4 separate regions of the Mus musculus genome follow, and all the other regions are linked to region 4. A link is a loop called in an ENCODE intact Hi-C map of the cell type or tissue named here. Cell type or tissue: left cerebral cortex. All regions are shown on one strand. Region 1 overlaps Sel1l2 (sel-1 suppressor of lin-12-like 2 (C. elegans)). Region 2 holds the start of Tasp1 (taspase, threonine aspartase 1). Region 3 overlaps Ndufaf5 (NADH:ubiquinone oxidoreductase complex assembly factor 5). Region 4 holds the start of Macrod2 (mono-ADP ribosylhydrolase 2).

What was found. Hi-C counts contacts between places; a loop is a spot of excess contacts. Peaks named below come from ENCODE experiments on the same cell type or tissue, not always from the same donor. Only the 100,000 strongest peaks of a DNase experiment are listed, where the experiment ranks them.
Region 1: a loop joins it to region 4, with 9 times the contacts of the local background. A loop is called at or near these places in 2 of 42 quality-filtered maps.
Region 2: a loop joins it to region 4, with 2.2 times the contacts of the local background. A loop is called at or near these places in 4 of 42 quality-filtered maps.
Region 3: it touches region 4 in a loop (2.4-fold over the local background); 2 of 42 quality-filtered maps call a loop at or near these places.

What each region holds. Positions count from the first base shown.
Region 1 is chr2:140,289,172-140,297,171 of GRCm38, forward strand. The region is part of intron 3 of Sel1l2 (sel-1 suppressor of lin-12-like 2 (C. elegans)); the gene reads right to left. Among named protein-coding and RNA genes, the nearest start is that of Sel1l2, 97 kb to the right of the region's middle. In left cerebral cortex, no CTCF peak of the experiment used is centred here; DNase peaks (open chromatin) are centred at 2,607, 4,839 and 5,422; H3K27ac peaks cover 937 bases.
Region 2 is chr2:140,061,906-140,069,905 of GRCm38, forward strand. Tasp1 (taspase, threonine aspartase 1) reads right to left here and starts at 4,900. Exons shown (of 14, transcript NM_001159640.2): 1 at 4,849-4,900. In left cerebral cortex, a CTCF peak has its summit at 3,934 (motif pointing left); DNase peaks (open chromatin) are centred at 3,973 and 4,906; H3K4me3 peaks cover 1,676 bases; H3K27ac peaks cover 1,330 bases.
Region 3 is chr2:140,196,386-140,204,385 of GRCm38, forward strand. Ndufaf5 (NADH:ubiquinone oxidoreductase complex assembly factor 5) reads left to right here. Exons shown (of 11, transcript NM_027093.4): 9 at 6,481-6,564; 10 at 6,903-6,985; 11 at 7,147-8,000. The coding sequence ends at 7,233. Among named protein-coding and RNA genes, the nearest start is that of Ndufaf5, 30 kb to the left of the region's middle. In left cerebral cortex, CTCF peaks have their summits at 2,880 and 4,535 (motif pointing right); DNase peaks (open chromatin) are centred at 4,540, 6,422 and 7,518.
Region 4 is chr2:140,391,339-140,399,338 of GRCm38, forward strand. Macrod2 (mono-ADP ribosylhydrolase 2) reads left to right here and starts at 4,092. Exons shown (of 19, transcript NM_001013802.3): 1 at 4,092-4,383. The coding sequence starts at 4,338. In left cerebral cortex, a CTCF peak has its summit at 4,006; DNase peaks (open chromatin) are centred at 3,988, 4,766 and 4,930; H3K4me3 peaks cover 2,322 bases; H3K27ac peaks cover 681 bases.

The sequences.
Region 1 (8,000 bases), 100 kb before region 4:
CGTAGTTAGCCTTGCTTTGTTTTAGGTTTTATGTGTTTTTATCTTATGTATATAACTGTTTTGCCTCTGTGTGTGACTGTATGTGTATGCTTGGTGTCTGTAGAAGTCAGAAGAGGGTGTCAGGTCCTTTAGAACAGGAATATAAGATGATTGTGAGCCACTATGCAGGTGCTGGGAATTGAACCTGGGTCTTCTGGGTGCTTTGCAAGAACAAGTGCTCTTAACTACTGGATCATCTTTCCAGACTTTAGCTAGCTTTCTTATATAGCTGAGGACCACCTGTCCAGAGAGTGGTACCACCCAAAGTGGTCTGGATCCTCCTCCATCTATCAAGGAAATCAAGATAATTCTGAGTCCCTGGGTGTGGTGATGCATGCCTTTAATTCTAGCACTCAGAAGGTAAAGGCAGGCAAATTTCTGGGAGTTTGAGGCGAGCCTGATCTACATAGTAAACTTCAGGAGAGCCAGAACTATATATAGACTCTTTCTCTCTCTCTCTCTTCCCCTTTCTCTCTCTCTCTCTCCCTCTCTCTTCTCTCCTCTCTCCCTCTCTCTTTCTCTCTCCTTTCCCCTTTCCCTCTCCCTCTCCCCTTCCCCCTCCCTCTCTCCCTCTCTCCCTCTCCCCTCTCTATTGTCTTCTCAGTTGACACTAGTCTCTGTCACATTGACAGTTAAAGCTAATTAGAACAAAATATTGGGAATGGGCTTCACAAACTAGAATGAGGAGTAGGTGTCCCAGGACTGTAAATCTAGTTCTGAGGGATCTGTGACACCCATTCTGACCTCCATGAGCGGCAGGCACACACATGGTGCACAGACACACATATAGGCAAAACACTCATACACAAAGTCTAAAATAAAATTTGAAAGCTAAAAAAAGAGAGAATTAAGTGTACCAGAAGTCTACTTAAGATGGCAATGACTATGGAGCATGTAGTAACTAAACTAAATGAATTTTATATTTCAACATGTGTCAGAGACATAGTGTGTAGGGAGGTTTTTGACATTTGTAACTTCCTTTCCTTAATTTCATTAATATATGTCTTAGATGATGACTTGAGTGTCAACCCCTTGCCCAAAGCACCTTCAGTTGGAGAGAAGGTCTTTGAAGAGATGATTCAGATGAGTCATCTATGAAAGTTCCCAATTCAGTATGCCTGGTGTTCTGACAAGAAGAGACACCAGGGTGCACAGGTACAGACAGAGAAGAGACATGTCGGAGTGTGGGGCTTTCAGTGCTGCAGGAACTTCTAGGGCAGAATCTTCTATCAGAGCCTAGAGCGTTCTGTCCTTTATTTATTATCAGTTAAAACTATAGTGCAAGCTGCATATGCCTTAAGGCATTCCTGTCTGCCACTTTAATCTTTTAAACCTATGTTCGTTAACCTTGAGCTAAGCACATCTCCAATTATGTCTATTATCTTTCTTTCTTAAATTGAGTCTTTAAACTGAGCACGTTAAGGAATGGACCTACCCCTCAAAGAATATACACAGTCTCTGTAATACGAATTCTGTATTTTTTTTCTTTCCTTTTTCTGCTTTAGAAATATTGCCTATTACTTCCTAGCCTGCTGTAGGAATCAAGCTCCATTTTTTTCATGTCTTAGTTATACTTATTTTGGCTCTGTATTTGTGAAAATGCTTGCCCATCGTGTTAGCTTGCAAATAACTAGTCAGAAAATGACCTACTATAAGCCAGGTACAGAGCCTTCAAATGACACCAAACCTGCCAGCACCTTGGTTTTAGACTTTGGGTCCACGGAGCTACAAGGAAACGTTACTTCTGTTGTTTAAGTCACTCCCCCATGGCATTTTGTTATGACAGCACTAGGGAACTGAGAAGCTCGCCTTCCCTTTAGGAATGGACACACCCAGATCAGAGGACAGGCTGCCTGCCAGAGGTGGAGGGACTGTGGTTTTTCCTCTGTCTCTCTAGGTCTGCAGCCTAGTGCTCTGACTTTGTTAGACAGTTGGATGGCCCAGTCGCACACTTCTACAAGGCTTGCCTTTTGAGATTATAAGTAAGCAGTTGGGAAGCCTCCCTGTATGTGGTAGGTCCTGGATCTAGGTCACCTTTCTGTGGATGATGAAAGCACTGGTCATCTTTGGCTCATACTGCTGAACCTTCAATTGCTAACTTTCCTAAATAAGTATGTTCAAGAGTCACATACATGTAAATACATCCTTTGTAAAGACACTTAGTTGTACCTATCTCTCTTGAGATGCCTGTATGGACTCTTGACCTGTACTGCCTCCATCCTATGTCTCACACCAATGCTCCATCTTCTCCCTGAACACTTTGCCCTGCTCTTTCCTTTGCCTTTTGCTCTATTCTCCCTTTTTTATGTTTAACCTCAGTCTCTAAAATCTCAACCTTCAGATTATAAATAAATACCTTTTAAGTTACCTAGAAAACATAAAGAAGGCAAAAACTTATTTCACATCTCAAGTTATGTTTACATCATGAATTATGAAAAGGATCATTGAGAATCAAAGAACTGATGGGCAAGCCAGGAGTCTTTGAGTCTGACCACGAGTCAGGTGTAGTCACAAAGTGATGGAGAAGATTCTTTCCTACAGCAGCAAAGCTGACTCACACTGACTGCCGTGTCCTTCCCACTAACTGCAGTTGCATTCAACAGAGATCAACTTCAGCCTCTGACTTTTCAGGATACACATCAGGAGAACTCTTTACACTCACCCTTATGTATGCCAAGAAGACAGAATATTGTCAAAGGACGGAGAATAATGATCTGTTACTAAAAATAACATTGCATCCAAGAAAGAATGACTCAGCACAGGGTTTAGCAGATAGGATTAACTCAGACACACTTAAGTAAGAACAATACTACTGCAAAAATATACTTGATTGTCTACTAGTCATTGTCATCAAACCCTATGACCCCTATGGGTACCAGGGCAGTCGGTAGACAGTGTTAACCATGGGAATAAAATACTAACTCTCTTCAAGCATAAATGAAATAAGGACTCTGGCTTGAGATATAATTTACTATCTAAAACTCTTAATCTAGCTAAAAGAAATATATTTTATAAAATAAATAAGAATGAAGCCAATATATAGTAGCAGGTGTTAATACTTACAAAGCAGTTAGTTCTAGACAGTTCCCAGTGCTTATATTTACTATTTTTTTTCTGTAAGAAGAACTGTTATCATTCTCTGTTAGTGCTGAGGTGAGGTGGACACAGGTGAGTCAGGTAACCTGACCAAGGTCACTCAGCTGCTAGTCAATTCTAGGCTACACTAGGAGCTAGTGTAGCCACTGTTCCTTTAAAAGACACAAGTTGTGAAACTTTGTGAGCCACATGTTTAGGCATCCACAACAAGAGGAGTTGCAAGACTGAATTAGCCACCACGTTGCAAGAATGGAATAAACTCCTTTATGTGTAACCGTGTAGACCTGGAAAAGTCTTTCGGCAAACAGTAGGAGAGATAATAAGGAGTAACTTATTATCTGTTGAGTAATGGAAGAAGCAGATGTGGAGAGTTATATTTAAGAAGTGTCTTTTTCTCTCCGGTCCCCAGTGTGGAAGCTTGGAATTAATCATCTGGAGGAGGCGATCTGAGCACCCTGAGACCAAGCTCCCTTAAGTTGGGTGTTTCCTTCTCACCCTTCCTCACAAAGACATAAGATTGGTTTATCCCTTTCTGGAAAAGACCAGCTGAGTGACCTCTAGGCGACACCGCTTTGACTTGAGACATGGTTTCTGAGGCTGATGCTTTGAGATCAAGAGGGAAAAGAGGTCTTTCTAGTGAGTGATCTGAGAGAGACATTCACTCTTCACTCTCAGCCTCTCTACTCACTGTGAAGTGTCTCTGGGCCTTCATCTGGAACAAGATGGATTGAGCAGAGGAAGACCCTGAGGCAGATTTGATAAAATACTTTTTGGGTACCCAACAGGGCAACCTTGGAGCAACTGTCACCTCAGGACTGTCCCAAGTAAAGCAAGATGATCAAGTAACCTGACCTGGTCCTAGTCTGATGGCAGTTGGCAGTGACTCCCAGGGGGCAGCCATCTATATGCAGCTGTCTGTCTGGGAACACTGTCTCATTTAGAACTGGAAACTAAAGGCTCTCTGGAATTAGGGATATGTCCTTCATTGAAGGGGTGTTTGCCTGGCACTTGTCAGTGTCTGTTGCAAATATCAAAAAGTCAATAAAACAGAATGCAAAATTTTAGATTGCAGAAACAAGAAAAAGGAACGCCTGAACTAGATTTATATAAGTTGTGAAAATACTCTCCTGAGAAAGATAACTAAAATGAATGCCGCTTAATCCCGTGGGAGTCAGGAAGGAACACAAGGGCCTGCAGATCCAGGCTCCACCCCTCCAGCACTCAGACTGGCTATTGATTTACCCAGCTAACAACTTAATAAAGATAATTACTTTTTTAGATTTAATTTTATCTCAGAAGAAAGAATTAGCTGTTGAAGTCACCGTGGTAAGGTGCTCTGGGGGAAAATGCGCCATTTTCAGACAAGTCACGGCTATGAGAGCATTGTGTTCAACATCACTCAACATCACTCCAGTGTGCTCTAGAAGCCCAAGGCTTTATTACTTTTGCGTGTCACCTATAATGCAGCATACTTCAAAGAAAATTCTGAGTTTGAACTCAGTTCTGAGACCATGTACTAACTCTGCACAGAGACAAGTTGATACAATTTAATTCATCAAGTATTTATTCATTCGGAGTATTTGGCAGACACAGTGCCAGGAACACATCTTGCTTTTAAGTAATGGGGATACAACTACTCTTCGTTATATTTGAGAAGCTCTGGGTTAAAGAATTGGCAAGATTGAGAATGAGTCATTGCTGCTTTCAAAGTGTGGAAACCCATATGCATGTTCTAGAGACTTCAGCTGGATGCTGATCATTTCCATTTCTAGAATAGAAGCATTTTGAGATGAGTTAGGCTAAGTCTTGTTTTTCTTTTTGGGTGTACTCTGAAGCCTGGGAAAATGCACTTATTCAGAATACCTATAGCTCATTGCCAAGATGACATTTCATGCACAGAAATGTTAGGGTATAGACCGAATAAATCAGAATTCATCAAGGTTTACAGTGAACCAGTAATCATGTCTAACCCCATGTTATTACTTCATTTCTAAAGCTTGTGAAGTTCAAATTTTCTTATTAGAGAAGATGTTACCTCAACAGCTTTCTTTCTTTTTCTTTCTTTTTTTTTTTTTTTAACTCCCGATGCCTGAGTAGTGTTTTTATTGTTATATACAGTTATGGGGAACACAAAGTCATAAGGGTCAGTTTATGTGTTTGTAGGTGACCTGGTGCTGCTATGGTTATCTGCAGAATCCAAAACTTAACAGTGATATAATCTGTTATGTAACTACTGCTGGCAGAATTTCACATTAGTGTGATATATATATTCCAGAGATCCTCTGCCTTCATAAGCCCGCCTATGTGTGTCTGTAGGCCTATCTCTCCAAGAGGCCAGTGTGCCTGTCTCTATGTGTGTATCAGTGCCTGCCTGTGTGTGGTGGTGTGTGTCTGGGTATTCTATGCACTGGCTTTTTTTCTGAGTGAAAAGGCATGATATATATCTGTCTATGACTCCTTGAAGTCACCTTAGCCTCGCTGTCTCCAGTGACCCTCTTTGTCTCTTGGAATCACCTCACACCCATTGAGTCACAGCAAAATGTAACCTCTTCTTGAGTTATGAAATTTCCTTTATGAAATGAGTCTGAGATTGCAGACTTAAGATTTCACAGAACAGAAAGAGAGGCTGATGTATTCCAGGGATTAAAATCGCTTCTTTGGTCATTTGAGACATGGATGATTTAAAAACATGACTTGGGATCTCCCTGTTTTGGGGTTCGTTTGATTTAGTACAACCATTACCTTCCTGGCTCCTAACATTGCCCCATACTTTTCTTTTTTCTTTTTCTTTTTTTTAATATATATATTTTTATTAGTTATTTTCCTCATTTACATTTCCAATGCTATCCCAAAAGTCCCCCATACCCTCCCTCCCCCACTCCTGTTGGGCCAGGCATTCCCCTGTACTGGGGCATATAAAGTTTGCAAATCCAATGGGCCTCTCTTTCCAGTGATGGCCGACTAGGCCATCTTCTGCTACATATGCAGCTAGAGTCAAGAGCTCCGGGGTACTGGTTAGTTCATAATGTTGTTCCACCTATAGGGTTGCAGATCCCTTTAGCTCCCTGGGTACTTTCTCTAGCTCCTCCATTAGGGGCCCTGTGATCCACCCAATAGCTGATTGTGAGCATCCACTTCTGTGTTTGCTAGGCCCCGGCATAGTCTCACAAGAGACAGCTCTATCTGGGTCCTTTCAGCAAAGTCTTGCTAGTGTATGCAATGGTGTCAGCATTTGGAAGCTGATTATGGGATGGATCCCCAGATATGGCAGTCTCTAGATGGTCCATCCTTTCATCACAGCTCCAAACTTTGTCTCTGTAACTCCTTCCATAGGTGTTTTGTTCCCAATTCTAAGAAGGGGCAAAGAACCCAGATGCCCCTCAACAGAGGAATGGATACAGAAAATGTGGTACATTTACAAAATGGAGTACTACTCAGCTATTAAAAAGAATGAATTTATGAAATTCCTAGGCAAATGGATGGACCTGGAGGGCATCATCCTGAGTGAGGCAACCCAATCACAAAGGAACTCACACAATATATACTCACTGATAAGTGGATATTAGCCCAGAAACTTAGGATACCCAAGATATAAGATACAATTTGCTAAACGCATGAAACTCAAGAAGAACGAAGACCAAAAGTGTGGACACTATGCCCCGTACTTTTCTATGTAACTCTTCTTACCTTCTCACAAGCAGGGAGGGCTCAGGAGGTGGGCGTGGCATCATACATCTGTAATACTACTCAGGAGGTGAAGGCAGGAGGACGGAAAGGTCAAGATTATTCTCTCATCCTGCTGCATAGCGAGTTCTAGGCTAGCCTGGGACCTGAGACCCTAACAAACCAACCCAACAGAGTTTCATCAGCATGACTGTCTAAACATCAGCCAGACAATAACAACAGTACTAGACATGCTAGTAAGAAAAGGGGAGAAAACCCTACACAGAGAACTGCAGGCAACAAAGCTATGAAGAGAGCAGGAGAGAGAGTCTTCCCCAGGGAACAACCCACCAATTGCTTATTTAATACCAACTGATCAGCCCTGAAAATGTATACAAGTTACATAGACTGAGCAGGTTGTGTTTATACCACACACCACGCACCACACACCACACACCACACACCACACACCACACACCACCACCATCAACAACAACAACACTCGCCACTTGAATTTTTAAAAAGAGGCCATGAATTTGAAAGAGAAGGTCTGGAGAAAGAAGAAAAGAGATGAGAGGATTGATATTATAAATCTCAAAAATTAAAAGCACAAACCACTCGAGGAGCTCGAGGAGCCTTATGGAAGAGTTGGGAGAAAGAGTGAGGGACTCAGAGAGGACAAGAACGCCACAGGAAGACCGACAGAGTCAACTAACCTGGACCCTTCGGAGCTCCCAGAGACCGAATCACTAACCAAAGAGTGAGCATAGGCTTGACCTAGGCCCCCTGCTCAGATGTGGGCCTAGGTACCAGAAGTTTTCCACGGAGACCCCTATCCAGGCTGGGTGGGAAGGCCCTAGCCAGGGAAGTGAGTGCAGGCAGGCCTCTGCCAAGCCTTGGTTCGCTTGGTGATTCCGAACCTGGGTTGGCTGGCGAAAAGCCAACAATCCAGTGAAGGGTGCAGTGGAACTCCGGAGCAGCTTTTCAGGAGAGATCTCTTCCCAAGTATTACAGCTTGGAATAAAAGGGTCAGACAAAGGAATAACATTTCTTTAATTCCCTGCATGACTCTCCTATAGATGGTTCTGGCAGTGATTTAGAGTTTGACAGCAAGCCCCTCTCTTTGGCTTGGGCTGAGAGTTTGGGGGGGGGAAACCTTATTTGCATGTGAGAGGGCTTGGTGCTGTTCCTAAGTGGCTGAT
Region 2 (8,000 bases), 330 kb before region 4:
ACAGGGTTTCTCTGTGTAGCCCTGGCTGTCCTGGAATTCACTCTATAAACCAGGCTGGCCTCAAACTCAAAAATCCTCCTGCCTCTGCTTCCCAAGTACTGGGATTAAAGGAATACGCCACCACTGCCCAGCTTCATACATCTTTTTTTCCATACTACATAATCTTCTAACACACCTTAAAGTCATCTCAAACTGCACCAAAATCCTATAGGTTTCTTCTACCCATGTTTAGCCCAAATACCTCTTAGCATAAATATTGCACAACATTTACACTTTTCTCCATAAACACAAGCTATCAGAGAGCAACCTTTCACAAGAGACTGCCACAATAAAACCCATGGGATAATACTGAGCAACACAAATCAGAAACAGACAATATACTAAAGAAAATACAAGCTGAACATCCAATATTAAAGAATATTCAAAAAAGAACAAAAAAAAGTTTATAACTAACACCATACTGGTACCTTAAGCTGAATGAAATTGTTTTGAAAAGGAATCCATACATAGGCAGGAAAAACCTGACAATGTACAATACTGTAAAGAGCATTTTTGCTGATACTGTACATATAAACTGCAATCTATACAAACACAAGTTAACAGAATCAAAGATACACCTTTAAGGAGAACTTCAAAATCCTGTTTTCTCTAATACCCTTCATGTTTGAACTTGTTTTACTCAGTACTGTCCATTGAAGAGACTTTTTATTTGACCATTTCTGAGACCAAGATGAATGCTAATTCACCAATCATCAAGACCAAAAGGGAACCTCAAAACCTCCTTTCTTTTTTACTTCGGAGATTTTCTAGGTACTAACTTAGCATCTAATCTTGACCTTGGGTCTCTCAAGTTTCTATGTGTCTGTATGTATTTTTTCCTCTCACATGTCATGATACTTGCTTTTTAAATAAACAATTTAGAAAAGTATCACATGTCCCATTTAATCTTTCCAAAGCAGTGTAGGAAGAAGATTGTCAAGCAATCATCTATCTCATAACAAAATATTCCTTTGCAGGAGAGATCCAGCCCTTATGCTACTGCAATTGGTAATACGGACGGACCATGCTGTTCTGGGGCCCTGGTGGCACAGGACTTTTACCCAGCCCTTAAGGGAGGCACAGAGGAGGGTCACTGCAAACTCAACGCCAGCCTGGTATCCAGAATTGGTTTCAGCCCACTCATGGATATGAAGTGAGAAGCTATTCCATATTAAAAAACAAACACAGTATTTTGTGAGTTTGGTATCATGACATTGACAGCTTCATGCTTCATTAAAAGAGTTCCAGAACAAATGTATATTCATGTTTAATCTGTAATTCTACTCCTAGAAACACTTTCCACCTAAATTTTAAATACAGAAAAAGCTTAGTCTTCCTTTGGTTGTTTTGGGTGGTTGGTTATGATTTGTTTTGTTTTGCTTCATTTTGTGAGATAGGGTCTCATGGAGCCCAGGCTGACCTCAAACTCCTGATCATCTTCCTTCCACTTCCCAAGTTCTAGGACTACCAGCATGTGCTAGCACTCCTGGTTAGCTTTACGTCTTTTATGCTATGCTTAATATAGAATAATACAGGATTTTAAACACATATGCAACTTAAGAATTCAACAGAAAGGGATGGGTTATACAGTAACATTATTCATGGTCAGTTGATTTTCAAGATGAATGCCAAAGGGGGAAGGGCCAGGGTCGGGGAACATACTCCTTTAATCCCAGGACACAGGAGGCAGATGCAGACAGATCTCTGTGAGGGAGTTCCAGGACTGGCAAGACTACATGGAGAGACCCTATCTTGAAAAACAAAAACAAAAGATAAACATATCCAGGCCATTGTGTGTGTGTGTGTGTGTGTGTGTGTGTGTGTGTGTTGTGGGGTGTGGGTGGTGGGTGGGGCTGGGTAGTCAGCAAGGGTGGGGAGAATTAGAGAAGGCAGAGTAAAGCCCTACCCCTCCCTGTAGGTACACTGAATCCAGCACTTCAAAACTATCAGTCAGACCTATAAAACTTAGAGTAACGGGCAATTATACATAGATAAATATTTCTGACTCTGGATTCAGCATTTTTGTTTTGTTTGGTTTGGTTTGGGGTTTTTTGTTGTTGTTTTTCAAGACAGGGTTTCTCTGTGTAGCCCTGGCTGTCCTGGAACTCACTTTGTAGACCAGGTTGGCCTCAAACTCAGAAATCCGTCTGCCTCTGCCTCCCAAGTGCTGGGATTAAAGGCGTGTGCCACCACCGCCCGGATTATTTTTGTTTTTTTTAAAGATTTATTTATTATTATAAATAAGTACATTATAGTTGTCTTCTGACACACCAGTAGAAGGCATCAGATCTCATTACGGGTGGTTGTGAGCCACCATGTGGTTGCTGGGATTTGAACTCAGGACCTTCAGAAGAGCAGTCAGTGTTCTTAACCGCTGAGCCATCTCACTAGGCCTTATTTTTATTTTTATTTTTTTGGTGGTGGTAGTTTTGTTTCTTTCTTGCTTGCTTGCTCGGTTAGTTTTTGGAGACAAGGTCTATTTGAGAGAAAGAAAAAAAAATCCCTGTATTATGTAGCTCTGGCTACCCTGGAAATTGTTCAGAGATCCCCTTTCTTCTGCCTTCTGTGTTGTGAGATTTAAGGCAGGTGCCACACTACACCCAGCCTCAGAAATGGTTTCTTAAGTCAGATGTTTGACACAAGATTGGTCTACACAGTGAATTTCCAGGCCACAGTAAGACCCATCTCAAAAAAAAATAAAATAAAATAAAAATAAAAGCCACCTAGGGCTGGAGAGATGGCTTAGTGATTAAGAGCACTAACTGGCTGCTCTTGATTCCCAGCGCCCACATGGCAGATCACAACCTTCTTAAGTCCTATCCCAGGAGACCTGATGCCATCTTCTGGCCTCTGTTGATAACAGGCAAGAATGTGGTACACAGACATATATGCAGGCAAAACATGCATCCACATAAAATAAAATTTAAAATATCTAGTCAAACAACTTAAATATTTCTCCAAAACTATGTAATGTTTTATAAATACAAAGATAGATGCTTAAGATTATTCATCATAAAAATCAAAACAATAGTGAGACACTATTTCCCTAGTACCACTATAAGACGCATATAATCAAAACAGGTGTCTGGAGATGAAGACCTTTCTTATCTGCAGGATTCAATGTGCTGTGATCATTCTGGAAAGTGTCTGTTGAGTTCTCCAAACATAACCACCCAGAAGTTCCACTTCTATATACATAACCAAAAAAACAAAAAGATCAAATATAAAACTAAAATCAAATATCCACACAAAAAGTTACAAATATGATGTGTACAGAATTATTCCAAAATAACCCGAAGGACCAAACAATCCAACTGCATATCCATAAAAAGGAACGGGGGAGGTACATCCATCAGTGGTAGGATGCTCACCCAGCATGTGTGCGGGTCCATCCCCAGAATCAATGGGGGGGGGGGTAACATAAACACAAAGGAATGAGGCATTATTACATAGCTATGGACAAATCTTGAAAACATTATGCTCACTGAAAGAAGCTAGACACAAAAGGACACCTGTTACATACTTCTATTTACTTAAACCGTACAAAACAGAAAGATACATACTAAACCATGGATCAGAAGTTGGGGGAAACTGGAGAAGGGTAAGTAACTGTACTGGGCACAAGATATCTGGGGAAGGTGATAAAAATTGGTCTGGAACTAGACAGCAACGACATACATACAACTTTTGAATCCTTAAAATGAGAGAGGGGGAGAGAGAAGCTTACAATTTAAGAGGATTTTGGTACTGTGTTGATTACACCTCAATAAGAAAAAAAATAAAATAACCAGGGTTGGAAAGACAGCTCGGCAATAAAGAGCACTTGCTTCTAGCGGACCTGAGTAAGTTCCTAGCACCACTCGCTGGCTTACATCCATCCTTGATTCCCCCAGATGCCCTCTACTGGCCTGCACGGATATGCCCATGCTCGCGGTGCAGACATTATGATGCAAGCAGTCACACACATAAACTAAAATAACCCTCTCCCCTCCCCCAAAAAAAGGCAAAACCAATCTATCCGTGCAATGAATGCAACATATACAAAACTGCAATTTCTAGTTTTAACCATATTATACACATACACTTGTCGGTGACATCTACAACACCTAAGAAATTATAAAGCACAAAATCCTTAGTGGCGGCAACTATGTTAATCTCTTGTTCTGCAATTCCCAAGCATTTTCTAATAACCACGGCCACTGCTTCTAATAACCAAACGCCTGAGTGCGTAAGATAAACTCCCTTAGCTTGTTATTCAAAGAAAGGTCTTGGTTCAATGGCCCCCAATAAACCTTCCCTTCCTCTCCTCGGTATAATTAAGTTGAACTCGGAGGAATCCCTATGCCTTCTACTTCAAAACACCTCCAGTTTACAGCTACTCGCCCGCCTCTCCAGCATCTTCACTGACTCAGTCCTAGCCACCTCTACACTGACTGGATGCTACATGTCCCTCGGGACGCTAACCCGGGCTCTAACAGACTCAGGGAAGCTCTGACCCCACCGCGACATCTGTCTGTGACACATCCCGGGCCCGCTGTGGACCTGGGACACGTGAGTTCCCTGTAGCCTGGGACTGCACAGCGCGCGAAGAGCTCCGAGAACTCCGCAGCCAAGGGAACTGGCGGCCCCCACGCGTGACCACAACTCCGGGCCGGGGAATCCGTGGGGCCCTGCGCCGGGCCGGACAGGTGGCGCCGTGAGAGCCGTCCCGAGCGGTGGCGTGAGGACGCCACGCGGGCCTGCCGGACCATACGGAGACCGAGGCTAGGCAGCGGCGACGCGGACAGCGTCAGAACGAGGGACACTCACCCGCGTCAGCGCAGAGCACTCACACACAGGAAGTAGTCGTTCGCCCGTTGCCAGGGTGAGGAAGCGGGAGTGGCGTAAAGCCTTTCCATTGGTCGACGTGCACACGTGGCCGGAAGCAGACGCCCCGCGAGCCTGAGTCCTAATCGCCTAGGCTATAGCGTCTCTCTCTTTAAGCGTTTGAGCTGAGACACTCCGCGGTTATTTCTGGCTTCTGATATCTGAGGGTTTTTTAAAATATGTATTTATTGGCCTATTGGGGGTTTGTTTGTTGTCATAGCTATACAATCGCCGTTGCCCACCTTGCTTTCATTGTGCTCGGTAATTAGCTTTGAGGATGTGTCTACCTGTTACCCACGAAGTTGACTGACGAGCGGGTTGCACGTTATGAAAATAGTAGCCATCATTGATGAGGGCGTTGCAGAAGAACCCTTCCCTCATCCATGTAGCCTTGACCCCTATGGAAAAGCAGGATTCAACCTAGGTTTTGTTTAAGTGGGAGTCAGAAAAGGTAGTTAGTCTTTAACTGTCCAAGATCAAAGACCAAGAGCCAGTAGCAATCCTTGTAACTAGTATCAAGAATGGTTTGACAGCCTGTTTGTGGGGAGCAGAGATTAGAAGGAATAGAACACTGCAGGTTAGGTATCAGTCGTCTGAGATACTTGAGAAGTATTTGGGAATTTTCTTTTCTTCAAATTTTGAAATACTTGCTTATACATAATAAAACGTCCTGGGTGATAGGTTATTTCTCCAACGGTGAAATGAGCCAATTCAAACCAATTAAGATTATATTAAAGGCAGAATATTGGGAAGTTGCTTTCAGGGGAGTTCACTGGCCCCAAGGATTGAGGCCAGGGGAGCATTGGAGGTGAGAGAAGAGAAGGAAAACAAGGGAGACCAAAATATCTTGATTATAGAGGGAAGAGCCTCTGGGGGAAGGGCAGCTCGGCCGCTGGACTGGAAAGTTCAGGGTTGGGGCAGGGTTCGCCAAGAAGGGACTGAGGGATGCTGAGTGAAACTGAAGTTCAGGTGTGCTTTGGTATGTAAAATATGCGCCTCAGTCCCTTGTCCCTGGTCCCAAACCAAAGCAGTGGATGAGACTCCAGTTGCAAAAATACTCAGCTGTATTTCATGCAGACCTTATACACAGAGACTAAAGGTAATTTTGTAACGCATTTTTAAATAGTTTTGTGCACAGTGTGGGAGCAGCTGAGGTTTTGGATTTTTAGATGAGATGTTTCAGCATGTATTTTCACATGTATCCTATGTGAGGTCTCAGACCAGCAGTTTAGAATTACCTAAACTCTTACTTAAAAATGCAAATTCTTAGAATCCACCTAAATGAATGTTTGTTGTTTTGTTTTGTTTTGTTTTTTCCGAGACAGTGTTTCTCTGTATAGCCCTAGTGGTCCTGGAACTCACTTTGTAGACCAGGCTGGCCTCAAACTCATATCCGCTTATCTCTCTGCCTCCCTAAAGGCTGGTCTTTTAACAAGCCCTTTGGGTAAATGTAACGCACCTAAAGCATTACTGGATTGTGGAATTTCTTGGTTTAATCTTAGCGGTGGAGCAGGAAGGGTGATAAGCCCGACGCCCCAGAAGAGGAGAGCAACCAATAACGGGGCTTTTAGATGATCAAGAACGAAGTGCAAGAAGGCAGTTTGAGGATGAGGAGTTTAGTGATTTTTATCCTGTCATCCCTAGATTAAAATATGTGAATTGAAAAAAAAATTCATCTGCTGGTAATCCCAAACACATAATTAATAATTCTTATATTGTTTAAGATATCTTCTTAATAATTTTCTTTTATGGGTAAAAATTAAGAGACAGTTATGAAATTTATCTGTGTAAGCAGCACATAAGATTTGAAAGGGAATGTAGAGAACAGTAAGGAAAAAAATTCTTTAGAACTTTTTTTCAGATTTTGTTTTTTGTTTTGTTTTTGTTTTTCGAGACAGGGTTTCTCTGTGTAGCCCTGGCTGTCCTGGAACTCACTCTGCAGACCAGGCTGGCCTCGAACTAAGAAATCCGCCTGCCTCTGCCTCCCAAGTGCTGGGATTAAAGGCATGCGCCACCACGCCCGGCCAGATTTTTTTTCATTTAATGTATATGAATACACTGTTGCTGTCTTCAGACATACTAGAAGAGGGCATCAGATCCCATTACAGATGGTTGTGAGCCACCAAGTGGTTGCTGGGAATTGAACTCAGGACCTCTGGAAGAGCAGTCAGTGCTCTTAATTGCTGAGCCATCACTCCAGCCCAGAAGGAAAAAAAAAAAAAAAAAATTCTTAATGGTTTAGTTAGTGAATGGTAGCCATAAAGTAGAAGTTAACAGCAAGGATTCTAGAAACAGAAGAATCAGTGTTTATATATCTGTGTTCTACCACTTAACTAAAACATTGAACGATTTGCTTTATCTTCCTACTATTTAATTTCCACATTTGTAAAATGAGGATTAAAAATTGTTGTGTGTGCCAGGCGGTGGTGGCGCATGCCTTTAATCCCAGCACATGGGAGGCAGAGACAGGCGGATTTCTGAGTTCAAGACCAGCCTACTCTACAAAGTGAGTTCCAGGACAGCCAGGGCTATACAGAGAAACCCTGTCTCGAAAAACCAAAAAAAAAAGAAAAGAAAAGAAAAAAATTGTTGTGTGGCTGGGCAGTGGTGGCACACACCTTTAATCCTAGCACAGAGAAACCCTGTCTCGAAAAACCAAAAAAAAAAGAAAAAGAAAAGAAAAAAAATTGTTGTGTGGCTGGGCAGTGGTGGCACACACCTTTAATCCTAGCACAGAGAAACCCTGTCAAGAAAGAAAGAAAGAAAGAAAGAAAGAAAGAAAGAAAGAAAGAAAGAAAGAAAGAAAGAAAGAGAGAGAGAGGGGGAGGGAGGGAGGGAGGGAGGGAGAGAGAGAGAGAGAGAGAGAGAGAGAGAGAGAGAAAGAAAGAAAGAAAGAAAGAAAGAAAGAAAGAAAGAAAGAGGGGAGGGAGGGAGGGAGGGAGAGAGAGAGAGAGAGAGAGAGAGAGAGAGAGAGAGAGAGAGAGAAAGAAAGAAAGAAAGAAAGAAAGAAAGAAAGAGAGAAAGAAATGTATCAGCCCCATAGTGAGTAATCTACAAATGCTAATTGTTGAGATGGGAGTGAGCCCAGGAATGAA
Region 3 (8,000 bases), 190 kb before region 4:
TATATTTACAGATCTGTAGTTTTACAAACATTTTTTTGCACTTGCTATTTTCAGTGTCCCTCATGATAACTGCTTTTATGTTAAGTGAGAAACATTAGAGCAACGAAAACGCTTGAATTTGAGTGGCAGAATTAGGTGTCAAACTTTTGTCTTGTGCCCTGGTATCTTAACTGACTCTCGTTGCTCGTCGTAGTTGGCTGTTAGCGGTAAGGGTCTTGCCTGTTTCTCACAAGGCTTGTTTCATGTGCTTACCCCTCTTCTGTGAGGGCAGTTGCACTGTCATATTAACACAGGGAAATGCACACACCCAAAACTTATCATGGTCCCTTTGCATCATGAAAAATAGGATTGGTAGGCTACAGGTGTACACTCAAGATGATAAAGCTAATAAAACATAGCAAACATTTTTTGAAACATCCCCAAGTACTAAACAGACTCAGAAACATGGAGCCCTTTCATCTAAAAACTTATTAGGTAATGAAATTATTTCTCATTTAGATGCCAACAATAATTCTTTGAATACAGAGTCTATTTTGTACTGGTCTATAATAAATGCTGTGTTCATGATTCATTTCAAGAAAGAAAATAGAAAGAGACAAGAAATTAGATCTATCAGTTGGAAAAGGTTACTGCCCACTGATTTAAAAATACAGTAATTACTCTGTAGTTCTCTGGGCTTTTTTTTTCCTTTCTTTCCATGTGTGGGTTTGTTTTTCTAGGGATCAAAAACCCCTTAGCCTTGCACATACAATGCAAGTGCTTTGCCACTGAGCTACATCTCCAGCCTCTGATTTTTCAAGACAGGTTCTGGCTTTGTACCCTCAAGCTAGCCTTGATCTTGTTTTGGATTTCAGGCTGACCTCAGACTTACTGTCTGTATGGCTCTACCTCCTGAGTGCTGTATTGTATCTGTCTCAGGTTTTCTAATGTCTTGATTTACAGATGAACTCATCAAAGGCATAAGTACCTTGTCTGTAGTTATGTTAAACCTAGGATTCATTACTTGAAACCACAGTTTTATACTATACATTAATTTGTGTGTGTGTTTGTATTATATATGTGTGTATACATATATATATATATATATACATGTATATTATATATGTGTGTATGTATATATACTAATATATAGATGCATCTTTCAAACAGTGAAATTAGCCTTTTTATTAAGTGCCATAACCTTAGTGTTATAGCTGTTTGTATTTTTTAATGCCCTGCTACATCCTTGTCACACTGTTTCCTTCTTGTCATTTCCTGTTGGCTGTTACATTCTGTCTGATGATCCCTGAGTCTTAGGCACAGGGGCTTTGGTGTGCATGTTCCATTTAGAACTGAGAATTCTGCAGTTTCTACTTTGCACCATGGCCACTGTGGGTCTCGGTGTTGATCATCATATACTGCAAACAGAAGCTTCTCTGGTGAGGATTGAGAAATGCCTTCATCTGAAGGTGCAGCAAGGCAGTGTGAGACGCATGGTGTCTTAGTTACAGTTCTGTTGCTATGAAGAGGCACCATGACCATGGCCAAGGCAACTGTTATAAAAGAAAGCATTTAAGTGGAGGTTTTTAGCCCATCATGGTGGAAAGCTTGGTGGCAGGCAGGACAGCATGGTACATGGGGCTGGGATCTTAACATCCTTATCTACTGGTAGGTCGGTAGGGAAAGGCTTAGCAAAAAGTCTACCCACGTGGCATATCTCCAACAAAGCTACACTTACTCCAACAAGGCCATACCCCCTAATCCTTCCCTGATAGTTCCACTAACTGGGGACAAAGTATTCAGATATGGTTATGGGGGCCATTCTCTTCAAACCACTACTCATGGTCTTCTGGTAGATCATCGCTTGCATTTTTAACCACCTTCTAGACTAAGTTTTAGAATCTTTCTGGGGCCCCTTCCCATTGGTAAGGCCTGACTCCTGGGGTTTTAAATAGGCCTGACAGTTTGAGGAGCTGTTCTGAATGCTTGCCCTTTGGAGAGATCTCTTACCTCTACTGTCAGGCCTTTTACAAAAATCACAATTTTAGTGTCTTATCTGTAGGTGGCTTAAGAAGAATCATATAAAGACAGTTTGTAAAAATGTTATTTGTCTAGACAAAAACATTAACTGTTGGGTTTTATATTTATTCACTTACTGTTTATTGAGACTCTGCCATGTGCCAACTCCTTAGCTAGGTGGAGATACATAGTTTTTGATCTTAAGCTGCTAATATTCTAGATGAAAAGACTCCCAAGCTAGACAGACAAACCTCAGCTTAAAATGAGAGAAACACAAGGGGTTTGGCCTTAAATGTGCTTAGGGTGTCGGGGAGTCTTGTACAGAAAAGGCTGAACCTAAGAAAGCTGAAGTGAATTCTCCAGGATGAAGGATAGGGAACACTAGGAGGGGCGGCACCAAGAACTGTGTGTGTGTAGTCGTGGGCGGGGAGCTATGAAAGGTTCTGTATCTCCGACACTTAGGCTGAGGGAACTGTGGTAATAATATTGCGCAGGCGTATAGAACAGGCAGACGATGGGCAATGATAGAAGACCAGAAGCTTCTAGATTTCCTCGGATGAGGATGAGCCTTATAGTTTGTCTTGGGGGAATTTTCCTCAGAGATGACTCAGGTTCAAGTGTAGTAGAAAGTCCGTTGTTTGCCTGCTTGTAAGGCATGGCTCATAGGAGGCTAAGACAGGACCTAGCACAGTCAGTCTGTCCTGGTATACGAGGAAACTCAGGCACAGAGGAGAAAGGACCTTGTCCGCGTTGTAGTGGAGGCAGGCAGCTCGGTTCATACCCTGAAGTCTCTGCTCTTTACCCAGTGGGAAAAGTCTGAGGGTGCTGGGAGGGGAGGAACGTGGGTGTTTGCTGGCTGCTCCTGTGCCAACTGGAAGGTGGCGTCCCCTAGCTGGCTTTTGTATTTTACATCTCTGTTGTGTCTGTTTTCTGATGGTTGAGGTGTATCTCATTTTAGCTGCCGTTATTATTAATTCACAGAAAAAAATCGAGAATGTTGAGCTAATTTTACAAACAAGTTTCATATCAGCTGACGAATGCATGAGACATTTTCAAGGCTTTCACAGTGGTTTTAAGGTAAGTTCAGTTTTGTTTTTCAAGGCAATACTCAGCATTGTTTCAGTAATCCATATTAAAGTTTGTTTTTAATAAGCATTTGAATTTACCTTAAAAACACTGTGAGAAAGCCAGGTAGTGGTGGTAACTCACCCCTTCATCACCAACACCCCTTAGGCAGAGGCAGGTGGATCTGTGTGAGTTTGGAGCCAGCCTGCTCTACAGAGCTCGTTCCAGCACAGCCAAGGCTACATAAAGAAACTCTGGAAAAACCAAACCAAGCCAAAGCACCACATCTCGTCTCAGCATTTGGCCAAGATCAAATGTAAAATCACTGCAAATCTTAAACAGTTACCAGCGAGTGTCTTTGTGTTTTCTCAAGCTCAGGTTGAGTCTGCCATTATAGAGGCCTTTCCTAGATGATTGTCAGTAAAGCTTCCCCACAGTGTACTACCAGATATTCCATTTTAAAGATGAAAAAACTGAGTAGTGAAGGTTGAATCATGCTTATCCTAGGTTATATAAGGTTGTGATCTGAGTCCAGGTTCTCTTTAGCACTCCACAAGGAAAGGGGGAGTTCTGTACAGCAGTGTGTGTTCCTGAGGGGAGAGTGGACTCCTGTGGCTGGAGAGTTACTCTTGATGCCCTCTATCAGCACTCTTGAGCTTTCTACAACCGAACTGGGTCAGGCCCAGAGGTGGCATATATCTAACAATCTTGTAGAATATGTGAGCAACGATTGTTTGGCAGGCTTTTTAAAATGTCTAGTGCATCGTGTGTTGTGTTTGTATTTACTACATGTGACATGGAGTAAGCCAGGGCAGTGGGAAGTTGAGCAGAAACTAAAGGTTTATACCATGGTTGGTAATAAGGAGACCGCTGCAGTGTGAGTCCCGCTTTGCTTTGATGCTGTGTGATTGGTGTTCACCGGAGAGAGAGTATTTTGAAGATGGATATCAAAAATACTTTTTAAGATTTGTTAGTTTTTATTTAATGTGTATGTCTCTGTGAGCATGTGCCACACATGTGAATACCCATAGAGGACAGTAGATCCTCTGAAACTGGAGTTACTAGAAGTTACCAGCCTCTGCTGTAGATGCTGCGAATTGAACTCATGTCCTCTGGAAGAGCAGTATGTGCTCCGGCCGCCAGTATTTTTTGTTTTGGTTGGTTGATGAGTTGGAGGGTTTTGTTTGTTTGTTTGTTTATTTGTTCCTGTACTTGAAACTGGATCTCACATAGCTGAGGATGACCCCGAGGATGACCCTGAAATCACAGCTCTCCGCCTCTCTTTCCTAAGTGCTGGGATTTTAAATGTGCATTACCACATTTGTTTTTATTAACTTAGCTTACTAGTTTGTAGCTATTAAAATCTCTATGAATTGGGACCATTAAGCTCACAAATACGGAACACTGGGTTTCTTGGTAGAATGAGTGTCATTAACTTATTGAAGCAGTGCCCTCAGAAGCCAGAAGAGGGCCAGATGCCTGGAGCTGAGTTACAGGCTTTTGGGTGCTACCTGGTATATTTTGGGAACCAAACTCACATCCTTAGCAAGAGCAGTGTGTGCACTTAACTGAGGCCTCTCTCCAGCCTCCTTGTTGATTGCCTTTAATAAAAACAATGCAATAAAAACTTAAATTGTATTTATTATTATAATTTTATTTAAAAATTTAAAAATAGATTATTATTTTTAAACTGTTAAAGAAATGATCATTTCTTGACTAGTGAAAGTAAGTAGTAGACACTTGCTCATGTAGTAAATTTTAATATTAAGAATTAAAACAATTTAACATTTCCTTTAGTTCTTTTGTAGAATGATCTTTTTTAAATTTAATTTTATTTGTAATTCATTTTTTACATTCCATATTCCATTCCCTGCCCCTCCCCTCCCACCCTCCAACTGCTTCACAGCTCACACCTCCTCCCCACCACACCCCATCTCCACATGGATGTCCCCACCTCCCATCCCATCTGACCTCTAAACTCCCTGGGGCCTCCAGACTCTTGAGGGTTAAGTGCATCATCTCTGAATGAACACAGACCCAGAAGTCCTCTACTGTATGTGAGTTGGGGGCCTCGTATCAGCTGGCGTATGCTGTCTGTTTGGTGCTCCAGTGTTTGGGAGATCTCGTGGGTCCAGATTAATTAAGACTGCTGGTCCTCCTATAGGATCGCCCTTCTCCTCAGTTTCTTTCAGCCTTCCCTAATTCAACAACAGGGGGGTCAGCTGCTTCTGTCCATTGGCTAGGTGCAAATATTGCATCTGACTCTTTCAGGTGCTAGTTGGGTTGTAGAATGATCTTAACATAGCCTTTTCAAATAATTTAAAATGGACATGTAAAGAAAGATAGGTAACATTAATTTGATATTACATTAGTTTGTTTTTATTTCTGTAGTACTGGGAATTGAACCCAGGCCTTTGTGTGTGTGTGTGTGTGTGTGTGTGTGTGTGTGTGAGTGTGTGTGTGTGTGTGTGTGTGTGTGTGTCGGGGTGCTGGTGTATGCTTCTGTGTGCATATGAGGTGTGCGCAGCCTCTGTATGTGTATAGGTGGTTGCCAGAGGCTGTTGTCAGTATCTTCTTCTCTTGCTTCCTCCTTTATCCTTTCTCACTGAGCTTGGAGTCACTAATTCGCTAGCCTAGCTGCCCTCAGGATTCCCTTGTGTCCCTTTCCAGCTTAAGGATTCCAGGCAGATGCCACCATACCTGGTTTTTTTATTTGTGTGCTGGAGTTCATGGTTATATAGCAAGTGCTTTATCCATTAATACATATCCTCAGCCTCTTGACCACATGTAATGCAAACACTGTACCACCTAGCTAGCTCTCTAGCTTACACTAGAAATTGTCAGTAAACAGCCTCTTACCGTCAACTTAAAGAAAAGGGTCTGAAGATTAATTTAAAAATACTTTTTAAAAATGCCTCTGTGGGAAAATGCATGTAAGTTTTACATCTATTGTTAGTAAAATATCAAAAAATTTGAAGGCACAGTCATATTAAATGAGTTCCACAGCCCTTATCCAAGTTTACAGTTGTAATTATATATGCTGCTTAGAAGGAAGGAGGCATTGTCACAATGTCCTGTCTCAACGAGCTATCAAGAAGGGGTATAAGGTGTCTTTGAAAGACACTTGCCAATGCTTGCGAGCCATCTAGAGTCTAGGTGGCTTTTGCTAAGCTGGCTTAATATAGACTGTGGCTGTTGTGGGAAGCATCCTGGTGCTTCCCTTCTGAGAATTAACTCTCCTACTTGACTTAGTAGTGAAGAGGATTCAAACAGCTTTGCTCAGTAAGCAGCCTAGCTCTAGTTTGAAAGTGGGTGAGACTGAGCATGGACGTGCTGTTAGATAAGGTGGATCATGACTTGATACTGAGCTGGGGGTATTTGCAGTATTCTCTCAAACTGCCAGTAGTCTATTTTTAGGTATGGGTGAGAGCAACTGTTCTTGGAACAGAAAAGCCCTGCTGCACCGAGACACAATGCTGGCAGCTGCAGCGGTTTACAGAGGTGAGCCGCCCACTCCTTCTACCTGCAATCACAGATGGGTTTATGCTGCGTGGTGTTCATTCCAAAGTGCTATTTCCTTCTTGTAAGGTACTGTCAGACTTTGTGGGGAATTTTGTTTTTGTTTTCTCTCAGAATATAGATCTTATCTGTGTCTGTTTCCAAGCCGCTTTTGTTTCTATAGTGTCAGGTTCTCTGTGTTAAGTCTTGTTGTGTGAGGCATTCAGATCCGGCATCTAGCCTAGGACCCATTTCTCTTTGAAGTAGGTGTTTATTATTTAGCAGTAGACACTGTTTCTCATCTGACTGTTTCCAGAATTTAACCAGGTTTGTCTTTTTAGAAATGTACCGGAATGAGGATGGTTCCATACCTGCCACCTTTCAGATCTACCACATGATAGGATGGAAATACCATGACTCTCAGGTAATGATATTAAGGCATCACTTTTCTCAGAGGGTTTGTGTTTCTGCTTGTTTTCCATTGTTGATTGACTTAGGGTATATTTTATTCTGCATATCATGATTGGGGTTACTCTGGGTTAGCCTTATCTGTATCTAATACCTTTTATTTTTACTTGTTTCTAGGCAAGGCCAGCTGAAAGAGGTTCTGCAACCGTGTCATTTGGAGAGCTAGCAAAACTAAATGATGTCATGTCGCATGAGAAAAAATAATAAATACTTTGTTCAATTGTTATGTTTCCCAGAATTTTCATCAGAAATAAATAGCTTTCACATTTAAACTAGTACAGTTTGAAGCAAGGTGCAACCGATTGAGCTATTTACTAGCAACCTAATACTAACTCATGCTTAGTATTCCAAGTTCTCATTTGTTTCTATTTATGTAAAGATGCTGTTACATAGTGACTGGGCATCCTTGCAGAGTCAGCCTGAAAGCAAAGAAAATGTGTTCCCGTGGGTGGGGTGGGGACCTAGAAACCGGTGCACATGTGTGAGCACGTGACTTGATGGGAACGCTTGCTCCAGCTCTGGTTCTGCACCTTTCTTCCCATTGCTCCTTTGTTATCGCTGTGGGATGGTCACACCCCTGAAGACGAGAGGAAGGACAAATTGCTGGGCTCCTGAGAGTTCCTGTGCAGTACAGTGAGATCACTTCACAGTGCCTGCTGCAGACACTGATGTCGGAATTGTTTGTTGTACTTTTTGTATTTTTGGAGTCAGATCTCACTATGGAGACTTGGTTGGCCTGGAACTACCATGTAGACTAGGCTGGACTCTACTCGTATTGACTCGTCTGCTTTAGTCCTGGGATTACAGGCATGCCTGTGGCCCGCCACACCTAGTATTTGTCACGCTTCTGTCTTGTCCAGATGACTAGAGGATTCTATACAGCCTCCGCAGCTACTCTGTAGCTTTGACCTTGAGACGAGCATCTGTCTTTACCAGATCCATCCCTCTTTTCCTAGATTTGTTAATTCTGT
Region 4 (8,000 bases):
TAGGTATTTATTTGCACGCATTTATCTATATCACATATATGCCATTGAATGTCAGAGGTCATCAGATCCCTAGTATTGGAGATAGGTGTGGCTGTTGATAACTAAACACAGGTTCTTTGTGATAGCACTAAGTATTCTTAACTACTGAGACATCTCCCAGCCCTCAGAATACATTCTTTAATCTTCAATTTTCAGTTTATGGCGGCTGCTAGTATTCAGTAACTTGTGACTACATTCCTTCAATCTCTGTTCAGTAGTCACTTTTTTTTGTACAGTCACATACTCTTTCAAGATGGAGATACAGTGTGAGAAATTTCTCTTTGTGCAAATATTACAGAATGTACTTGATAACCATACATAGTACGGGGTAATCACACACACTGACCTCCTGATGCAGTCCACAGACAGTGTGAACATAAGATGTACATAGCTGCTGCAAGCATGACATGGCATTCTTTCAATAGAGAATGTCACTTTTATAAGTAGAGAAATATACTATAAAAATGATCAAATTTATAGAAAGACAAAAGTTATAGAAAAGTCAATGAATTAACCAGTAACAGTCATTTAGTAATACAGTCAGGTCATATGTAATGTATACGATTGCATGTGCTGTTCTTCTACATAACAATATGTTTGCCCCAGCATCCATATAGACAGATGGTGGATGCATTGTGATATGTGGCTACAATGGCTCTGATGTCGCTAGACAATTAGAACTCTATAGCTCTTTTATAATTTTATGGCAATACCATCATATATGTGGTTCATTGTTAGAAAAATGTTATTTACTGCCTGACTGTAGTAGTCTGTCTCTCTTCTGTAATCACAAATGAAAAAATGATAAACTATGAAGGTACTTCTTATGTAGTTAAAGGAGCACCGATGACACAGATAGAGAGACTGGGAGTAGAGATCAAGTGGGAATCGAGGATGGTTTGATAGAGAATGACGTTATTTGGAATTTTTTTCTTTCCTCATTCGTAGATAGTCTCAGTAGCCCAGGGTGGTATGAAACTTACAGTCTTTTGGTCTCAGTCTCCTGAGTGTAGGGATCACAGGTATATACAAGCAATGCCAGACCTAAGAACATGATGCTAAAGTAGTGTCAAAAGGATGAGAATAAGTTAATCACACAAATCATGTTTCAGATGTAGTGTTGACATGGAAGAAGGCCATGTGGTGAGGACAAGGTATGCTCAAACAAATGAAAATTCATAAATGAGGGTATATCTAGACTACAGATTGGGGGTGCGATGTGGGTAGAAAATGGTATAGGGCTGGAATGGTGGAAGATGGTCACTCCATTCTTCATGACTGTACTAGTAAACTTAGTGTGGCCAAAATAAAATACCACAGAATAGAGGGCTTAAGTAACAGAAAGAGTTACCCACTCTTTTGGAGGCTGAGGGCCTGAGATTAGGATATCAGGGTGGTAGAGTTCTGATGAAGATCCTCCTGTTGGCTTGAAGACACCTGCTTTCTCTGTATTTTTATATGGCAGAGAAAGGATAGGCAAGGGAGGGAAGGCCAGCTCTCTCTCCCATTAAAAAGGTTATGTCCTATCAGACTATGACCCTGCCTCTTAACAATATTCTTTCCAGATATAACTGCATTGCATCGAAGGACTACAAACCCAGAAATATTGAGGTGGGTGGAACACAATTCAGTCCTTAGCAAAGAGCAATAAAAGTCCTTAATTTCCACCAATGGGATGGCATGGTCTTCTCTGACAAGACAGTGAGAGATGTGGTGGTGAAGAGACTGGGTAGAGGTCAGAAGTGAACAGCGAGGCTGGTGAGGAAGTTTCTCTAGTGGCTCAGGGTGATCCAGACAGCATTTCTGTTGGAAACTAGAGCATTGCAGACTAATCCACAAGGTAAAATTGAGCAGATTCGATATGAACACGAAGGCACGAGAAGGACCTGGGTGGCGCTTGGCTTTTCACACTGCTTACCTGAGCGTGCAACAAAGGTATCCAGACAGGAGCACTCCAAGGAGATCAAATGGAGGGGAAGAATCATGAACTGTTTTGAGAGCTGAACATTTCCGGAATGTTTGAGAGACAGTTTAACCTTTTTGGAATGATACTTTTTATTATTATAATAATTACCACTAAGTACTTAAACCATTACTTCGTAAATATCATTGGCTCAACACAATAAAAGCCTTTGAGCTGACATGAGATGTTAACAGTGCAGCATGGTGGAAGGACATGGTGGAAGGACCCTAGGCTGGTGTGCAGCCTCCCTGAGGAAGAGCTACCTGGTAGGAAGCACTCTCTGGCAGACACCTAACGTTGAGGACTTTTAAATAAGTCAAATTTTTCCTGAATGAAATATGATCTTTAGATGCTGATCTGGCTCATAATGACATCATGAAATACCCAAGGCAGGCTACTTAGGAAATAAAGGTACCCCCATTTTGCCATATGGTCCTGGAGGCTCAAGTCCAAGACTAGGTGGCCCCATTAGTATGAGTCTCTGGTGATGGTGCCACATCATGGATGGAATGTTACATGTCAAGCTAGAAAGCAGAGAAGCACAAACAAGACTCTCATAATTCTCTTTGGAAACAGGCCTCAGTGACATCCCTAGGACCTACTTCTTAAAGGTCTCACCACCTTGGAATTGTGGCACATTCAGGAAGAAAGCTTTGGATGCTTGGTCCTTTGAGGGACATCCTCCATGTGTCAAACCACACCTCTTGGTTAATGTTAACACTGCCTTGACCATCCATGAGAACTTCGTCATCTTTCCTCCCAAAGTCTACCCCATTGCCATTTTATCTGGATTCTACATGAGTCAAAGCCCTTCTTATTTCATTATCAGTGTGATTTCAAAGGCTTCCTTCTTGAAGCTTTTTTCTCCCAACAAAAATAATGTTTTATGTATTTGATAGCATTTAAAGAAAAATCCCAAAGAAAAATGTCAAAATAAATATTACTGTTTTATGATGTTGTGAATTCATTTTTAAGTCTCATTACTCAAACATTCTTCCATTCTTTACAATTCTCAGCTTGGTCTCTCTTTTCCCTTTTCTTTGTCATTGTCATTGTCATTATTATTATTATTATTATTATTATTTTAATGCGTTTTACTTCTCTTTGGTGGAAGGCAGTTTAAGGTTGAGGCACGAGAATCCCTAAATTGTGGCAAGCCTGAGCTACAAAAGACCCACTCTAAAAAACAAACAAACGAACAAACCGTGTTCCCTAAAGTTATTTGCCAATGCATATAACTATATTGATCCTAAATTGATGAATAGATGTGAGTTTCCCAAATCCACTAAGCCAGCTTCGTGGAGAGATAAGTTTGGGGTGCAAAGAAGAGGGTGCAAAAGTTCTATGTTCTAGGTCACTGCTCTTGAGGTAGATTCTCTGGCAATTGGATTTCCTGAATCATGAGAGAACTACCTAGGATGGAGCTAGATCTTTGGATGAGAAGTTGTTTTGAAGTCAATCAGGAATAAAAGACAACCAGGCACTAGTTGGATTTACTTTGATGTGGGACTTGGTTCTCATACATTTTGGTCACCAGATCTTAAAACTCTCGAGTTGGCCCTGTGTACTGTGAAGCTTTTGAAACTTCACAGAATTCTAACTAAATCTCTAACCCACGATTGAGCAGCGGGTTGCACACGGTCTGGATCTTTTCTTTTGGTTCTATTTGTCCACCGAGAGGAAAGCGTCAGGTAAAACCTGTTCAGACGAGGCGGTTACAACTTCTAGGACGGGTGACCTCTTCTTCATTCTACAGTCCCCTAGACTCTCATCATTGTCAGCGGGGTCTGGGTCATCAGGCACACCTGCTGGCAGGCCACGCCCTCAGGCCCTGCTCCTCCCGCTCCCCGCAGGCGGTGGCTGCACGCCCCGCCTCCGTCGTGAAGCAGCCTCCCCGCTCCTCGAGCTCTGGCCCCGCCCCTTCCAGCTCCCCAACGTCCTCGGCGTCGAGCCCAAGCCTGCGCCTGCGCCTGCGCCCTGAGGCTGAAGTAGGGGCGCGCCTTGGCTAGAGCCGGGAGAGCGGCGGGCGGAGCAGCCAATGGGCGGCGGCGCTGCCTGGCTGCCGGGAGGCGGGGCCTGCGCGGGTGTTAGGTTAGCGCGAGGCGTGACCTAGTTGACAGGCTCTGAGGTGCTGCTGTGGCGGCGGCCGCCTGGCAGAGCGGGCGGGTCGAGGGAGGAGGGCGGCGACGGGCCAGCGGCTAGCGGCGCGGGACGCAGAGCCTTTGCACTTTTCCCTCCCGAGTGTCCCCTCCATCCACCCCCCACACTCCACACACCCTGTTTGCCCGTGAGCCTGGGGAACTTGCAGCTTAAAGCCAGCCACCCCCACGGCAGCATGTACCCCAGCAACAAGAAGAAAAAGGTGTGGAGAGAGGAGAAAGGTAACCGGCCCCGCGACCCCGGGGACGGGCGGCGGGTGGGTGGGGGCGGGGGCCCGGCGGGGCGGCGCGACGCCCTCCGCCCGCAGCCTCCTCGCGCCCTCTCTCTCTCGGCCGGTGCCGCTCCTGCCCGCGGCCGCGTCCACGCGCGCGCACGCCACCGGCCACGCGCCGCCCGGGCACCTGCGGCTCGCGCACTTGTGGGCGCACACCCCTCCGGGCGCCGGGTCACCTCCTACCCCGCGTGCTCGCCTCCCGGCAGGCGCGCGCCCCCGGGCTAGGGTACAAGTTGGTCAGGACCCCAGCTGGCACTTTGTACCTCCCGCCGGGTGTCCCGCGGACCGGTGCCGGCCGGCCGGTGTCGCTCTGGCTGCAGTTGCTGAGCCTGGGGAGCATCTGCACCCGCACCTGCCTTCCTCCGGTCCCAGCCTCTGTCCTCCTGACATCCCAAAGTGGCTGGGGTCCCCGCTATGCTCAGCTGCAGTGTGACTTTTGAAATTTGGAACCCAAAAGGAGCATCTTGTCGGAGAGAATAAGTGCCCTCGGAGAAGTCTGAATGGGCTTTCCTCGGCAATGTGGTTCTCTGTTGCATCCTCATTCATAGTGTGAAGTCGCACGGAGTAAGACAGCGAGCACTCTGTGAATGAACCCTTCCATCCCTGAGTTTTGTGCACATCGAGGCTTATCCAAATCCGTTAGATTGACAGCGGCACGGATTCCTTTAAGAAATAGAACTGTGCGATAAGTTCTTTTTCTCCTCCTGTCTGTCTCATCTCAGTTTCATAGGTCATATTGTGATGTAATGCTTGATTCTCTGGCATATTTTTCTTCATCTTTTTCTTTCTTCTCTTTTAACCTGTTTTCTTACCTCAACCTCCGACCCCAATTTCAGAAAAACTATTTGCATTGCTACTACCAACTTGCACCAAATTTGCATATAAAAGATGGAGCAAGGGTGTACCATTTCCTCAGGACTGTCTTCTTACGGAACGGGGCTAAAGGGGGTAACTCAGTTGAAAGTTGATTTTCTTGCTGATAGCTTGTTAAACATTTTTGTTGCAAGTCTCTGTCCTTTGTGAACCTTTTGACCAAACAATGGACTTAAAAGTGAGAATTAGAAACAATTCTCTAAGTAGTGCCTGCTTTATGAAAAAAAAGTATCGAGGAGGGAGTATTCAAATCAACTGCAGGGAAGTATGAATATGGTCGAGTAGCGCAGTTAAAGTATCCTTTAAATATTGAAAGATTCGCTTTAGTGTCATTGTTTCAATGAGTGTGAGTGCTGAGAGAACTAAAAGTCAAAGTGTCACAGAACAAATACTCTTTAGCTTGAGAGCTTGACTGCAGGGCTGGGACATAGCTCACAGGTAGAGCACATGCTGACCTCAGTGAGCCCCTACACCTGGTGCTGGGGAAAACTAAACAAGCAAACAGATCAGGAAAGAGCCAGGTACGTGAACTAGTGAGACGTTTTATTAGTGCTTAGCTTTTGTAGTAGCAATTTAAATTGAACACACTAATGTGAGCATCGGAAAAGTTATTTATTTATTTATTTGTTTATTTAATCCGTGTTCTATCTGCATGCACACCTGTTTGCTAGAAGAGGGCATCAGATCCCATTATAGATGGGCTTCCATGTGGTTGCTGGGAATTGAACTCAGGACCTCTGGAAGTGTTCTTAACTAGTTAAGCTAGTGTTTGTAACTGCTGAGCCATCTCTCCAGCTTTGCATCATTGATGGTAGTAAAATATAGTGTAAAATCAATTTACATTGTACTTGGTAACATGAACCATTGAAATTATAGTGACTACCTAAGAACTGTTTTTACTATATTAGACAAACTGCTCCTAAAGTAACATCTATACACATAGATTGTGATAAGCAGACATTTAAGAATTTTCAGTATCTTACTGTTTTTGCCTTTTGTTTCTTTTATAGGAAAAATATAACCAAGTCTTTTCAATTAATTAATTAATTAAGGTACTAACCAAAGTTTCTCCTACATTCTCTCCCCACAGTCCTTTTCCCCTTTCTTTCCACTCATGACTCCTACTTTTCAGAAAAGGGGAGACCTCCCATTAATATTAACCAGTCTTGACATATGAAGATGCACTAAGGCTGGGTGCATCTTCTCCTACTGGGGCTAGACAAGGCAGCTCAGTAGGGGCAAAGAGTCTCAAAGGCAGGCAACAGAGTCAGAGACAGCCCCTGCTCCTACTGTTAGGAGTTCCACACGAAGACCAAGCTGTATAACTGTATGTATATGCAGAGGGCCTAGGTCAAACCATGCATGGCCCCTTGACCAAGTTCTTTTTTTTTTTTTTTCATTTTAATAAAGAAGCAAATGCATAAAAAAGGCTTTTAGTAAAGTTATTTTCTTTTATCCCAAACTAAGCTATTTTTGCATAAAGCTTAAAGTTAAAGGGAAATATATAAAGTGAATGCTTTGTATCTGTCTTCTAGGGATGTCTGTTTTTGGAACAGTCAGGTGTGAAATATCATCTGTTATTCCACCGAAAGGGAATTCAGGCTTTCTCGTACAATAAAGAAACCAATGGGATGCATGACCTTTTCCCTTTCATCCCACTGGAGAGTTGATGGCTGAGTACTTTTGCAGCTGTTATTGAAATCTAGATGAAGCCTTACCCAGTTCATTGAAATGTCAAGGCATTTTAGAAACATATTATAATTCAGTACACCATGTAGAACTGTGTATATACTTGGTTCACAGAGAAAGGGCTCATTGTAAAGATGAAACATTAATAGAAGTGAGTTTTTGGTAACACTCAAGAAACTGTGTGTATGTCTTTTGCCTTTTGTGTGTTTCATTGCTTAAACAACTAACTCAAGTGTTCCTAAAAAGCACATACGTTAAATAAATATTGTTCTACTATTTTGTGGCCTGATTTAGAATCATTTAATGTGTATTTTCACTTCAAGTGTTGCTGTTTATCTCTTTGTTTTTATTGGATTATATTTGGTGTTGTTTGTTCTAAGTATGTAGTTACTTCTAAATAAATAGAATGACAGTTTTTTTTCTGTCTATAACTTCTGACATTTACATAAACAGTTGCTTCATAATGTTTCTCAGCCTGATGTATAGCTGTAATAATTCTGCACTGTGATCTGAGCTTTTACAGCAGTGCTTTAGCCACTGAGGGTCAGCCCCTTTTTCTGCTTTGTGAGCTGATATCCTATAATGGACAGGTGTCACTGCCTTTTATGTCATGGAGAAAGCTTGTTTCACAGCACAGTAGCAGCCCTAGCATGTGTGTCTCCATGGTGTCATTTTTTTAAAAATATATTTAATTTAGGATTTATTCCCATTGTAGAAGAAGCGCTTTTCTTGTTTGTTTATAAGATTAACGCTGTGCCTGTGCTCTTTATCCAGTCACTTACAGTCTTTGAGATCTTGTGCCATCATTTACTCATTCTTGAGTATGTTTACTTTCTCACCATCTTCATCTTCTCTCTGCCTAAAACAGTGTTCTTTGTCTTTCCTGCCCACTCCCTCCCTCCCTTCTTCTCCTCCTCCATCCTTTTTCAGACAGGCTCTAATCCTGTGAAGTTTAGGCTGGCCTAGAAATCATTGTCTAGCCCAGGTTACCCCTGAATGTGT